Linked DNA regions of Homo sapiens: regions 1 and 2 are each linked to region 3. The links are chromatin contacts, found by Hi-C or POLR2A ChIA-PET in ENCODE. All regions are on one chromosome and are shown on one strand. Each heading gives the region's core, a stretch centred on a gene start or an enhancer-like site at or near the end of the contact. The rest is flanking DNA. Distances are from core to core; before and after follow the strand shown. Region 1 overlaps LOC105369917 (a long non-coding RNA gene). Region 2 overlaps NDUFA12 (NADH:ubiquinone oxidoreductase subunit A12). Region 3 holds the start of SOCS2 (suppressor of cytokine signaling 2).

Evidence for each region. Hi-C counts contacts between places; a loop is a spot of excess contacts on that map. ChIA-PET counts read pairs that join two places held with the same protein, here RNA polymerase II (POLR2A). Pooled maps may share reads with other maps.
Region 1: POLR2A ChIA-PET joins it to region 3 with 12 read pairs in Panc1. The contact joins the enhancer-like site here to the promoter of SOCS2 in region 3. POLR2A ChIA-PET finds 5 or more read pairs at or near these places in 2 of 52 experiments (Panc1 and activated T-cell).
Region 2: a loop to region 3 is called in a pooled map, with 10 times the contacts of the local background. The contact joins the enhancer-like site here to the promoter of SOCS2 in region 3. A Hi-C loop is called at or near these places in 3 of 50 pooled maps.

The regions. Positions count from the first base shown.
Region 1 is chr12:95,384,017-95,387,941 of GRCh38, reverse strand. The region is part of intron 4 of LOC105369917 (a long non-coding RNA gene); the gene reads left to right. Among named protein-coding and RNA genes, the nearest start is that of MIR3685, 76 kb to the right of the region's middle. Within about 2 kb of position 2,526, at least 15 of the 41 ENCODE cell types and tissues checked have a DNase peak (open chromatin) inside an H3K27ac peak, as active enhancers do.
Region 2 is chr12:94,986,299-94,990,116 of GRCh38, reverse strand. The region is part of intron 3 of NDUFA12 (NADH:ubiquinone oxidoreductase subunit A12); the gene reads left to right. Among named protein-coding and RNA genes, the nearest start is that of NDUFA12, 15 kb to the left of the region's middle. RefSeq lists an enhancer at 245-756. Within about 2 kb of position 2,181, at least 2 of the 41 ENCODE cell types and tissues checked have a DNase peak (open chromatin) inside an H3K27ac peak, as active enhancers do.
Region 3 is chr12:93,570,249-93,574,032 of GRCh38, reverse strand. SOCS2 (suppressor of cytokine signaling 2) reads right to left here and starts at 1,358. Exons shown (of 2, transcript NM_001270471.2): 1 at 997-1,358. The coding sequence starts at 1,135. SOCS2-AS1 (SOCS2 antisense RNA 1) reads left to right here and starts at 2,635. Exons shown (of 4, transcript NR_038263.1): 1 at 2,635-2,768. RefSeq lists an enhancer at 555-694 and silencers at 1,912-2,221, 2,232-2,281, 2,642-2,921, 3,292-3,481, 3,542-3,591.

The DNA.
Region 1 (3,925 bases), core at 1,277-3,776, 1.8 Mb before region 3:
TGAAGGTATATTGATTTTTGTATACATGTATTTTAATAAAAGTAATTCATGCATGTGGTAAAAAATTAAACTACAGAGTATTACCTGGAAATTAAAATTTTCTCTTCCTCTCAACCTCTTAGCCATTCTGCAAATATATCCATGGCAAAGAGTATTTTGGGCCAGGCACTATGGCTCACGCCTGTAATCCCAGCACTTTGGGAGGCCAAGGTGGGTGGATCACTTGAGGTCAGGAGATCGGGACCAGCCTGGCCAACATGGCGAAACCCCATCTCTACTAAAAATACAAAAATTAGCCAGGCATGGTGGCCTGTGCCTGTAATCCCAGCTACTTGGAAGGCTGAGGCAGGAGAATCACTTGAACCCCGGAGGCAGAGGTTGCAGTGAGCCAAGATCATGCCAGTGTACTCCAGCCTGGGTGACAGAGTGGGACTCTGTCTCAAAAAAAAAAAAGTATTTTATATAGTCTTAAAAATACGGTGAGTTTATATCCACATACCCACATCTATATATGCATATGTTTGCTTACTTTTCTCTCTCTTTTAAATTCCCAATGAAAAAAAGTACTTCTTGTCCTGAAGTCTGAGCTAAAAACAGAGTCACCATTTGTGAGGCCCTATGATAATTTCATTACAGTACCATTAACACATCCTCAAAAGGAGCACTCAACTGACAAATAACTGATAACTAAAATGTGGTATAGCCATACAAGGAAATATTATTTCATTCATAACACAGAATGAAGTATTGATACATGTTACAACGTAGATTAATCTTGAATGCATTGTGCTAAGTAAAAGCATAGTCACAAAAGACCACATATTGTATGATTCCATTTGCACGAAATATCTAGATTAAGCAAATCTGTACAGAAAGCAAATAGATCAGTGGCTGCCCAGAGGCCAAGGAGAGGGAGCGATGCGGGTCACTGCTAGTGGACACATGGTTTCTTTTTGGGGTGATAAAAAATGTTCTAAAATTGATTATCATGATTGTTGCACAACTCTGTAAATATTCTAGAAACCATTGAACTCTATACTTTAAATGGTGACTAGTATGATGTGAGAACTATATTTCAGTAAAGCTATTATATAAAAAAGGGAGGTATTTTTAAAAACTACTGTTGTTCACACGTGTAATCCCAGAACTTTGGGAGGCCGAAGTGGGCGGATCACCTGAGGTCAGGAGTTAGAGACCACCCTGGCCGACATGGTGAAACCCCATCTCTACTAAAAACACAAAATTAGCTGGCCATGGTGGTGCATGCCTGTAATCCCAGCTATATGGGAGGCTGAGGCAAGAGAGTCACTTGAACCTGGGAAGTGGAGGTTGCAGTGAACCGAGATCACACCATTGCACTCCAGCCTGGGCAACAAGAGCAAAACTCCGTCTCAAAAAATAAATAAATAAATAAATATAAATAAATGTATTTAAAAAATAAAGAGAGACACAGCTCAATAAATTAATATATAATTTGCTGTCTTGTATTGCATGATTAAAGTAGGTGTCATTATTTCCCTTTCACCTAATAAGAAAATTGGACCTGCACTTGGTATTTCTTGTTCACTCCAATTTTATGAAATTTAAAAGAATTATCATTCCAGGAATACTAAATTAAAAATAAAAGCTATACATGAAAAAATTAATAGGTAGTGGTTGATGCAAGAGTTGAGCAACATGATTCCTGAGATGTCCTTTATGACTAATTGACAGTCTTAGAGAATTAGAAGTCAACAACGTTAAAATGGAAATAAAAATACATCACAAATCTTCACTTTCTAGGCAGAAGCTAGAATGTTCAGTGCCCTGATCAGACTTTTCCCAACAGTTAAATTTGCACTGGGAAATTGTTCCCTTTATTTGACACATAAAATTAAATGCCCAAGATGAGAATTATATCTGTGAAATAAACAGGAGATGAAAAAATTTTCTCCACTCGCCCCTCCGGGGTGGTTGCCTTCCTCATCCTCCCCCTGTCTTCTTTGATAATAGCATCTAAGCAGATAAATGCAACACCATCTGCTGATGGTATTTTGGGAACTTCACACAAGTCCAAAACACTAAGCCAAAACGCTAAGTCCTGCCCCTGTGTAATGTTATCCGAGCCTCATAGCCCATTTCTTGGCAGAGAGTAATGTCTACTTTCAGCAGAACTGAAGACTCTGAAAGAGACAAGGCAAAACAAAAAGAAAGCTGCCTTTAAAGGGATTTCAGTATTTCACTATTAACGATCTTTTAAAAGAATCCTCCTTTTGGGCATCTGCCCTCCCACCAAAGGGGGTCTTGGTGAGAAGGCTCAGCAGCCCATGCAGTTAGGAAGAGGAATAAAAGAGGGGTGTGGAGTGAGACCCCTGTTACTGGGATTCAGCGGATAGGGAAACACCGTGTGGACAGGAAGACAGCTGCTTTAGCCAAAGCTCCTACCGAAATGCACGGTGGATGGGTAAGGTCTTTCCTGAGGCTTCTGGCAGGAACGAGAACAGCTGAAGGCTAGACCGCTCAGGGTGAGTGAAAGGGTAGGCTGTTCAAGAAAGGAATGTACTCTAGGTGGCCAAGACTTGGCACTGCTGTTTCTGCTCTTTTTTTTTTTCCACTGGCTAGGTCGCTTTGCTCCTCCAGCCCAGCTTGCAGGCTCCTTGGTTAAGCCCAAAGTGCTCCTTTTATACTATGAACTATTCTCATCCTTCTGGTAGAGGGTGAGCCTATCAAACTTTATATTAGGCTGCAGGTAGTTTATTAACTAACCTCTCTCAGCCTCTGTTTTCTCGTCTATGAAATGGGACTCATAATACCTATAGATGGGATTGTGAGGACTTAATCATGAAAGCCAACATTTTTATAGAACTTACAAGGTGCCTGGCTCTGAAGTGTTTTACACGTATTAACTCATTTAGCTCTCACAACAGCCCTATGAGGTAGGTGCTATTGTTATCATCACTTTTAAGGCAAGGAAACTGAGCCACAGAAAGGTTGAGAAATATGTCCAAGTCAGGCCGAGCATAGTGGTTCATGCCTCTAATCCTAGCACTTCGGGAGGGTGAGGCAGGAGGATCACTTGACCCCAGGAGTTCAAGACCAGCCTGGGAAACATAGTGAGAGCGTCTCTGTAAAAAATAAACAAAATTAGCCAAGCATGGTGGCATGCCCCTGTAGTCCCAAATACTCAGGAGGCTGAGGCAGGAGGGTCACCTTAGCTTGATCATGCCACTGCACTCCAGCTTGGGCAACAGATCAAGAAAAAAAAAAAAAAGGAAGGAAGGAAAGGAGGGAGGAAGGAAGGAGGGAAAGAAAGAGAAAGAAAGAAAAAGAAAGAGAGAGAGAGAGAAAGAAAGAAAGAAAGAAAGAAAGAAAGAAAGAAAGAAAGAAAGAAAGAAAGAAAGAAAAAGAAAAAAAGAGAAAGAAAGAAAGAGAAAGAAAGAAGAGAAGAGAATGGAGGGAAATCCAAATCTACAAAAATAGGATGTGGCAGACTGCCATGGTTACTACTTGAGACCATCACTACGACAGTTACTACTGTTACTACTTGAGACCATCATTACGAGACCGAACGAAGGGGGACGAACGTAGAAATGAAAACTTAAGACAAAAGAAACTGTTTTAAAGGAAGGGGCCAGGGGAAGAAGAAAAGGGCTCCCTGCTTCTAGTGAGCAAAGGCAGCAGCCACCCTGAGTTTCTACAGCCCTTCGTATTTATTGGGTAGCAAGAGCAGGGAGGAGCGGGTAACGACTGGTCAGCTGCTTAATTGATCACAGGTTCACATTATTGGTAACAGGCTTCAGATGCGCCTAATCACAAGAAACACTGTGCTTGGGGCTTGACTGCCCTCAGCGTTCCTTCTGGGCAGCAGACGCAGTTTGTCAGTTTGCCAACATCCTGCTTTCATGAGAACAGTTTGCTGTTTACTCATACAGCCTCCAGTGGTATA
Region 2 (3,818 bases), core at 932-3,431, 1.4 Mb before region 3:
GAGCTTTGGTTTTAGGTTTAGAACCATCAACCTTCTCCAAAGGGGCATTCTATATGTTAGGAGGACTATTTGAGACCAAGGTGTCAACATGGAATTCAGGCTTTAGGAGCTGAGGTGTCCTGGTTTTTGTTTAACTGAGAGATTGTTTCTTGGGTGGAATTGGTCCTGGGAGGCTATAGAAGGCATGTGAGCTGTCTTATTCAGATTGACATCTACCTGCTTCAAAATGTTCATCTAACATTGGTGCTCAGGGGCCACATTTTGGGAGATGAGGGGTAGGGGTGTGATTTCAATTATGTGCGATTAATTATGTTTAAAATTATAAAATAGTAAAAACCTGAAAAGCTAAAAGTTCTATTCAGTGGAGCAAGTCCTTTTATTTGATCTGAGACCACATGAAAATGAAGCTAAGAGCTGTAGAAGATCACTCCAGCAGGTGCCTAAGGGCAAGTGAGGATTCAAAGCTGCATTTCTTTGTGGAGAGGAGCCTCCTAAGGTCTGAGTACCTTTGATGACCCTTATTTGTATGGGAAGCTTCACGGCTTGTGATGAATCTTTTTAGGGAGAAATGGTGTTGAACAAGCTTAGCTGTTTGTTTCTCAAACCCCTCTTTGTTGACCGTGACACACTGTGGAATTCTAAATCTGTGGATTCTTACCTTTGATTCATGAATAAATTTGATGTTGGGTTGATATATCTCTAATTAGAGAGCTAGGTATTATCACGTGTAGAGAGTAATTGTACAGATACAATTTATCATCCCTATTCAAATAACTATTTAGTACCTACCAGGTGCCAAGAACCTGGGGTAAAGCAGTGAATAAAACAAGGTCCTTGTTTTCATAGGGGAAGGCAGAAAAACATCCTTTATATAATTGTGGTAATGAAAAATGCAAGGAAGATAATATGAAGCTGGGCCTCATGGGAATCAAGAGCAATGGAAGGGTCAGGTGGCTGTTTTATACAGCAGTTAGAGAAAGCTTCTTTGAGAAAGTGACATTTGAGGAAAGACGTAGAAGCGGGGAGAAAGCGTTCCAGGCAGAGGGAACCACAGGTGCAAAGCCTGTATGTTTGAGATGTATTGCTTGGTCTGTTCAAAGAACAGCAGTATGGCCAGTTTGGCTGGAATGGAATGAGTGAGGGGAAGATGTTAAGAAACGAGGTAGGAGAAATAGCTAGGGCCCAAATCATGTAGATGTTGTAAGATGAAAGGTTCTTGTATCGGCTCGAACCCTGAGAGTGCATCAGCAGACAACATGGCAGTGTGGAGCAACACACTGTTTTAATGAGCGCCTGGGTGCAGGTGGGCTGATGCCTAAAATGGCGTTAGCACCAAATGAGGATGGGGCAGGGGTTTTATAGTCTCCTGTAAACAGGAAGTGTCTCAGTCTGATGTAACTGCTACATAGTACCTGGACGGCCTGCCCCTCAATCTTCAAGGGGGTATGTGTCTTTCGGCCAGCTCTCTTCCTGCTTCTGCTGTCTTGCTGACCCACGCTGCTGGCCCAAGCTTGGGACTGGGCCTGAGAAGGGAGGAGTTATTCATCTCTTCAAGCTTTCAGGCCTCAGGGAGAATCTTTCAGTAAGCCATGGTACATACTTCGGCTTTTTGTCTGAATTTATTTGGAAGTCACTGGAAGGTAAGATAGGGTGTGATCTGATTTACAGTTTTTTAACATTTGGAATAATCCCGAACTTTCAGAATCATTACTAATATTTTAATAAAAGTAAGTTGCCAAATTGATGCCCCATCACTCCTGAATACTTTAGTGTGTACGTCTTGCAAACAAGAACATTGTCCTACATAACCACAATATGACCATAAATATCAGGAAAGTAACAAAGATACACTATGAAAGGGAGGCAAAATTTTACCCTTATCCTCTTAGGGCTTTTTGGTTGGGCTTGAGAATTAAAGACATGTTAACAGGAGAAAAGCATACAAATTTATTTAATATAAGAGTTCCGTGATGTGGAGCCCTCATAAGGGATGAAGACCCAAAGATGCAGTTCATGTTGAACACTTAGATACTGAATTGGACAAGGAGTAGAACACTGAAAATGAGAAGACAAAGGGACTTGGGCTTGAGTAGGTTAATTGGGTGGAGAAGTGACTAAGAAGATAAAAGTTAATTTAACAACGTTTGTGCAGATTTCCCTTGACCTCAATTTCCTGTCCTTGATGTAGAATGATAGTTTCCTTCTGGTATAGGGAGGATATCTTTGATGTGGGAATTTTTTCTCCTGCTTTCAGAAAGAAAAAGGCCATATTATTCTTGTGCCTGCTGTTTTTCTTTACCTTTTTTTTTTTTTTTTTTTTTTTTTGAGACAATGTCCTGCCCTGTCACCCAGGCTGGAGTGCAGTGGTACAGTCTGCAGCCTCGACCTCCTGGGCTCAAATGATCCTCCTATCTCAGCCTCCCAAGTAGGTGGGATTACAGGCATGTGCCACTACACCTGGCGAATTTTTGTATTTTAAGTAGAGACGGGGTTTCATCATGTTGGCCAGGCTGGTCTTGAACTCCTGGCCTCAAGTGATCTGCCTACCTTGGCCTCCCAAAGTGCTGAGATTACAGGCATGAGCCACCACACCCAGCCGTGCCTGCTGTTGTTCAAGTGCCTTTAACTCAGCATAGTCCATATGCCAGAGCTGCATATTTTGGAGCAGCGTGTTCTGAACTTCAGCCACTCAGGTTTCGTCAGTTGTCCCAACAGTGTCCTTTATAGAGAGATCCAATCACACATTTCATATGGATCTCAAGTTCTTTAGTCTCCTTCACACTTGATTGGTTCCTCAACTTTTCTGTGATTTTCATGACCTTGACGCTTTTGAAAATTACTTGACAGTTATATTGTTGAAGGTCCCTCAGTGAGTTTGTTGAATGTTTCCTCATGACTAGGTTCAGGCTATGCTTCTGTGACATTCCTGTCACTGAAGCCATGTTTTTCTTGTTGCACTCTATTAAGTAGCAGCTGATTTGTTTTTGTCCTATTATTAATGAAAACCTCTATCACGTGATTAAGGGGTCTGCCGGTTTTCTCCATTCTAAAGTTACTAATTTTCCCTTTGAAATTAATTAGCATTTTGTGGGGAGACACTTTGAGGTTATGTAAGTATCCCCTTACTCATCAAAGCTTTAATTCATTATTTGTATCTGTATCAACTCCTATTTTAATCAATGGGTTATAATCCATTGCTTTAAATGGTTCTTTTATTGTTCAAATTGGGCTCAATTTGACTAGTTGGAACCCATTCAAGCTGCATTTGGAGTTCTTTGGAGGTTTTTAGAGGGGAGGGGTTCTCAGTTTTTAAAAATATTTTATTTGAGATAGGGTCTCACTCTGTCGCCCAGGCTGAGTGCACTGGTGCTTTCACAGCTCACTCCAGCCTCAACCTCCTGGGCTTAAGCCATCCTCCTGCCTCAGCCTCCCAAGTAGCTGGGACTACAGGGGTGCATCACCACAACCTGCTGGTTTTTTTTTAGGAGATAGGGGTCTCACAGTGTTGCCCAGGCTAAAATTTTATTTTTAATTGACAAATAATAATTGTATATATTTGTGGGGTACAATATGATGTTTTGATACATGTTTACATTGTGGAATGATTAAATCAAGCCAATTAGTAAATCAATTACCTCACATACTTATCATTTTTTTGTGGTAAAAACACTTAAAATTATTTTAGCAATTTCCAAATATACAGTGAATTATTATTTATTACAGTCACCATTCTGTGCAGTAGAGCACTAAAGCTTAGTCCTCCTAACTGAAATTTTGTACTCTTTTATCAACATCTCCTCTTTCTTATACTCTCCACT
Region 3 (3,784 bases), core at 109-2,608:
TTCCCTAAACTCTTTTGAACTTTGCCCTAATCCAAACCCAATCACAACCATCCATCTCCCCTGCATTCTTGATTTCATCTGCCTGCACCATCTCCCCGGCCCACTCTGCTTTCTAAGAAGGCTCAGAGACCGTCCGTATTTAAGAAGTCTGAACATTTGTGCTCCCCCCACCCCCACAATTACCGGGATACTTGCAATCTGCCGGTGCCTCCCCGGGAGGGAAAGCCCGTGGCCCACACGGAAAGACCGGAATCGCAAGCGAGAGAACTTTTCCCTCTCCCTCCCCCTGTTGCTACCAAAATTTCAACTGTGCCACAACTGTAAGCTTTTAGGATACGGATTTGGAAAGCCAGAATGATTTGCCAGATACTTTACTTTTTTTCTTTTTTCTTTTTTCAGATGCCTAGAGACAGCGTGCCGCGCGAATTGCCTGACTGTACTTGAAAGCGGCAGTACCCTGGGCGCGCCGACCATGGAAGCCGCGCTCGGCGGGGGCTTCGCAGCCTACTCTCGACGCCCGGGCAGCCGCCCTCGCGGCAGTGTCAGTCCCTGAACTTGGCCGCCAAGATCCTGGGCTGCAGCCGCAGCTCCGCCCGGGAGCCAGATGCTGCTGGGCCTGCGGGGCCCGCGGCACCGACTTGCTGATTGCACCCCGTGCAAAGGGAGGCGCCCGACGCTTTCCCCGGCCGGGGTTCGAGCCCGGGAGCCTAACCCTGAGCAGCTGCGGAAAACAGTAAATCTTCCAGCGTGCTAAGAAGCTATTTCCAAGAAGCTCTTCCCGCGCTCTGCGCTCCGCCAGGCCTGAGTCCCTGGAGAACCACTTTCCTTACGCATTCCCAAGGACCCAGGACCCTGCGAGCGTGCTCTCCGCGGTCCCTTGGAAGCAAGGGACGTATTTCCATCTTATTCTTTGCTTCCCACCTCGACCCCGCTTCCTAGCTGCTTCCTTGGGGAGGCGCTCCCTCCCGCACGCGTCGCGGCCGATCGGCTCCCTACCTGTCTGACCGAGCTCCCGCAGGGCCTTCGCCAGACGCGCCGCCTGCGGGGATGGCTCCTCCGCCGACCCCGCGGTCCCCCACTGGCTCCGCGTCCCTTCCCCGCCATTCCCGGAGGGCTCAAGGCACCGCAGGGTCATGAGAGAAGGGTCACCGCGGCAAAGACAGGTGGCCGCCCGAGCTGGGGTCAGAGAAGGGTTCGCGTCCTTCCTTGAAGTCAGTGCGAATCCCAAAACGAGTCCCTGCGGGGTGTCCGAAATGGTGGCAGAGAGAGAAGGGATGGGGCTCTTTCTCCCCAGATCCTGGAGGACGGATGACAAAGTCCCTCGCAGCCGCGGTCACCCACTGATCGCCTACAAAGAGAAAGCGGGAGGTTGGGTCAGTCCAAACTGGACCCCTGCGGCTGGGGTGGGGGTGGGGAAATAGACGTGGAAAATCCCAGGGACTCCTCCGCCTCTACGTTCCTGCACCATTTAACCCCAAGCTTCCAGTTAGCGCCCTGGCCCAGCTCTAGAGAAAAGATAAAGAGAGCAGAGATCCAAGATAAAGTTGGCTGAAGAGGTGGGGGGCGGAGGTCAGGAGGAGGGTGAACAGGGTGTCTTCCCGCCCAGGGTCACTAGCTGAAATCAAAGACTGGCGACCTAGGAAGAGCAAATAGTCACCTGCAGATCCAGTGGGAATAGGCCCTTGTCAAGGACAAGTAGAAAAAATTAAAAAGGAAAGAACAGGAGAGATTCCCCAAATTGGCATTCCGGTCTCACACCTGGCGCAGCCCGAGGGCCCCCAGGAAGAAGCACCCACACAAACTTGGTTCTCCGCCCTAAAGCGCTGCGGGGCCCCGAGGCACCAACCCGGGGTGCGGAGGTGCGGGAGCTGCCGCATCTCCGCCCGGGAGGCTCCTCGCTCCCCTCCCCCCGCTTCCTGGTGCCCGCTCTGGCGGGGTTGGGGGTGCCGCGGCGGTCGCTCCCGGACCAGGATGGCTGCGGTGGTTCTCGCCGCCGCGGGCGCTGTCGAGGAATCGGCCCGAGCGCGCAGCCCTCGCGGGGCTCCGAGGCGAGGCCGGGGCCGAGCGGGCGGTCGCGAGCGCTGCGGAAAATGCAAACCACCAACGCCGCGCTCTTACCTCGACCTCGGCCGCGGCCGCCGCCGCCGCCTCCGCACCAGGCAGCCTCCTCAGCGGACATGGGGCGGGGGGGTGGGGGGAAAAGGGGAGGTGGGAGGGGCCCGGGAGAGGAGGGGCGTCTGCCCTTGTTTCCCCCGTTAACGTTTAATTTGGGAACGAGATGCCCGGGGATGCAACCAGCCCCGCGCTCGGAGGCGGCGGTCGGAGTTCCGTGCGCAGAGGGCACACAAAAGCCTCGAGGATCATTGCCTCGACCCCATCCCCCACCGCGCGGCGACGCCCCCTACGGGCTGGGACACCTCCACTCTCGGACTGCTGCCGGGTTTCCCTCCGGCTGCGACCCTGGAGGTGGGAAGGAGAGAGGGAGGGAGGGAGGAAGGAGCGAGGGCGGGAGGCAGGCCGGTGGGGAGGAGCGGGAGATCAGGTTATTAGGAGGATTATTAATTTGAATGGCAGTTTAGGGGAAATAAAAAAAAGAAACTCCAGACACTTCCAGACGCCGAGAAGGGGCTGGAGAAAGCAGGCAGCAACGCTAGGCCGCGGGGCAGAGCCGCGGTTCGGACTCTCTCTTCCCCGGCGCTCCGAGCTGCGGAAGCCCAGGCCGTCCGCCGCTCCCCGGCGCACGCGGCCGCGCCTCGCCGCCCTCCCCGGTAACTCTCCTCGGGGCGGAGCCTTCGGGCTTCCCCCACTACCGGTACCTGCCGCGGGCGCCCGAGCTGCGGGCACGGGGTATCCTGAGGCTGTGCACCCGGGACCCCGGCGCGCACTGTCCGCGGGCCACGCGGTGAGGGTGGCTGCGGGCGAGAGGGCTCATGCTTCAGGGGAAGCCCAAGGCCCGCCAGCCGCGGCGGCTGCGACGAGACTTGGCAAGAGTTAAACGTCGGTCCCAGGAGCAGCGAGTGCGCGCGACTTCCCAGACCGACGCGCCTCCCTTGCTCCCCGCCTCCCTCCCCAGTCAGCGCTCCGCTCGCGCCCCGCCCGGCTGCTGCGGAGGCGGCTTTCCAGGAACTTTCCAGGAATCGGCCTCACGTGACCGCGGGCCCCGCTACTGCTTTAAAGAGGCTCGGTCGCAATACACAGGCTTCAGGGAAGACCGGGTGAGAGCGCTCGGGTGCAGGGCGGGCGGTGTGCACGCCGGGGTCGGCCTGCCTCTGGCCCCACACCCCGGGGTGCTCGGGCGCAAGCTAGAGATCTCCCCGGCCACCGGCTACAGCCAACCCCGTTTCGGCGGCCGGAGCCTGCCCCCTACCCGGGCCAGCTGAGCGCCCGGGTTCAGGGAAGGATAGCGATCCTTGGCCCTTGGCCTGCCACGGGGGTGGGTTCCTCTAAACATCCCGGCGGCGCCCCCTCGATGCGACCCTCCTGGCCGCACTTTTGCGGGGGGTGGGCGTGCAGGAGCGACTGTGGGTCCTCGGAAACCAGACTCTCCGGCTCTAAGACACATCGATGGCGTGGGGACGCCGTGCTCGTCCCGGTGCCCACGGCCGGGGACCGGAGGCGGTCCCCTTGATCAGGTCCTGGAAGGCAGCGAGCGGGAGAGCAGCGCCTCCTTAAGCGGCGCCGGCCGTCCTTAGTCCCCTCCCCCTGGCGCTCCGGCTCCTTGTCACCCGCACCCACCCGGCTCCTCCCTTCCTCCTCCCCTCTGCTCCAACGTCTCCGGTAGACC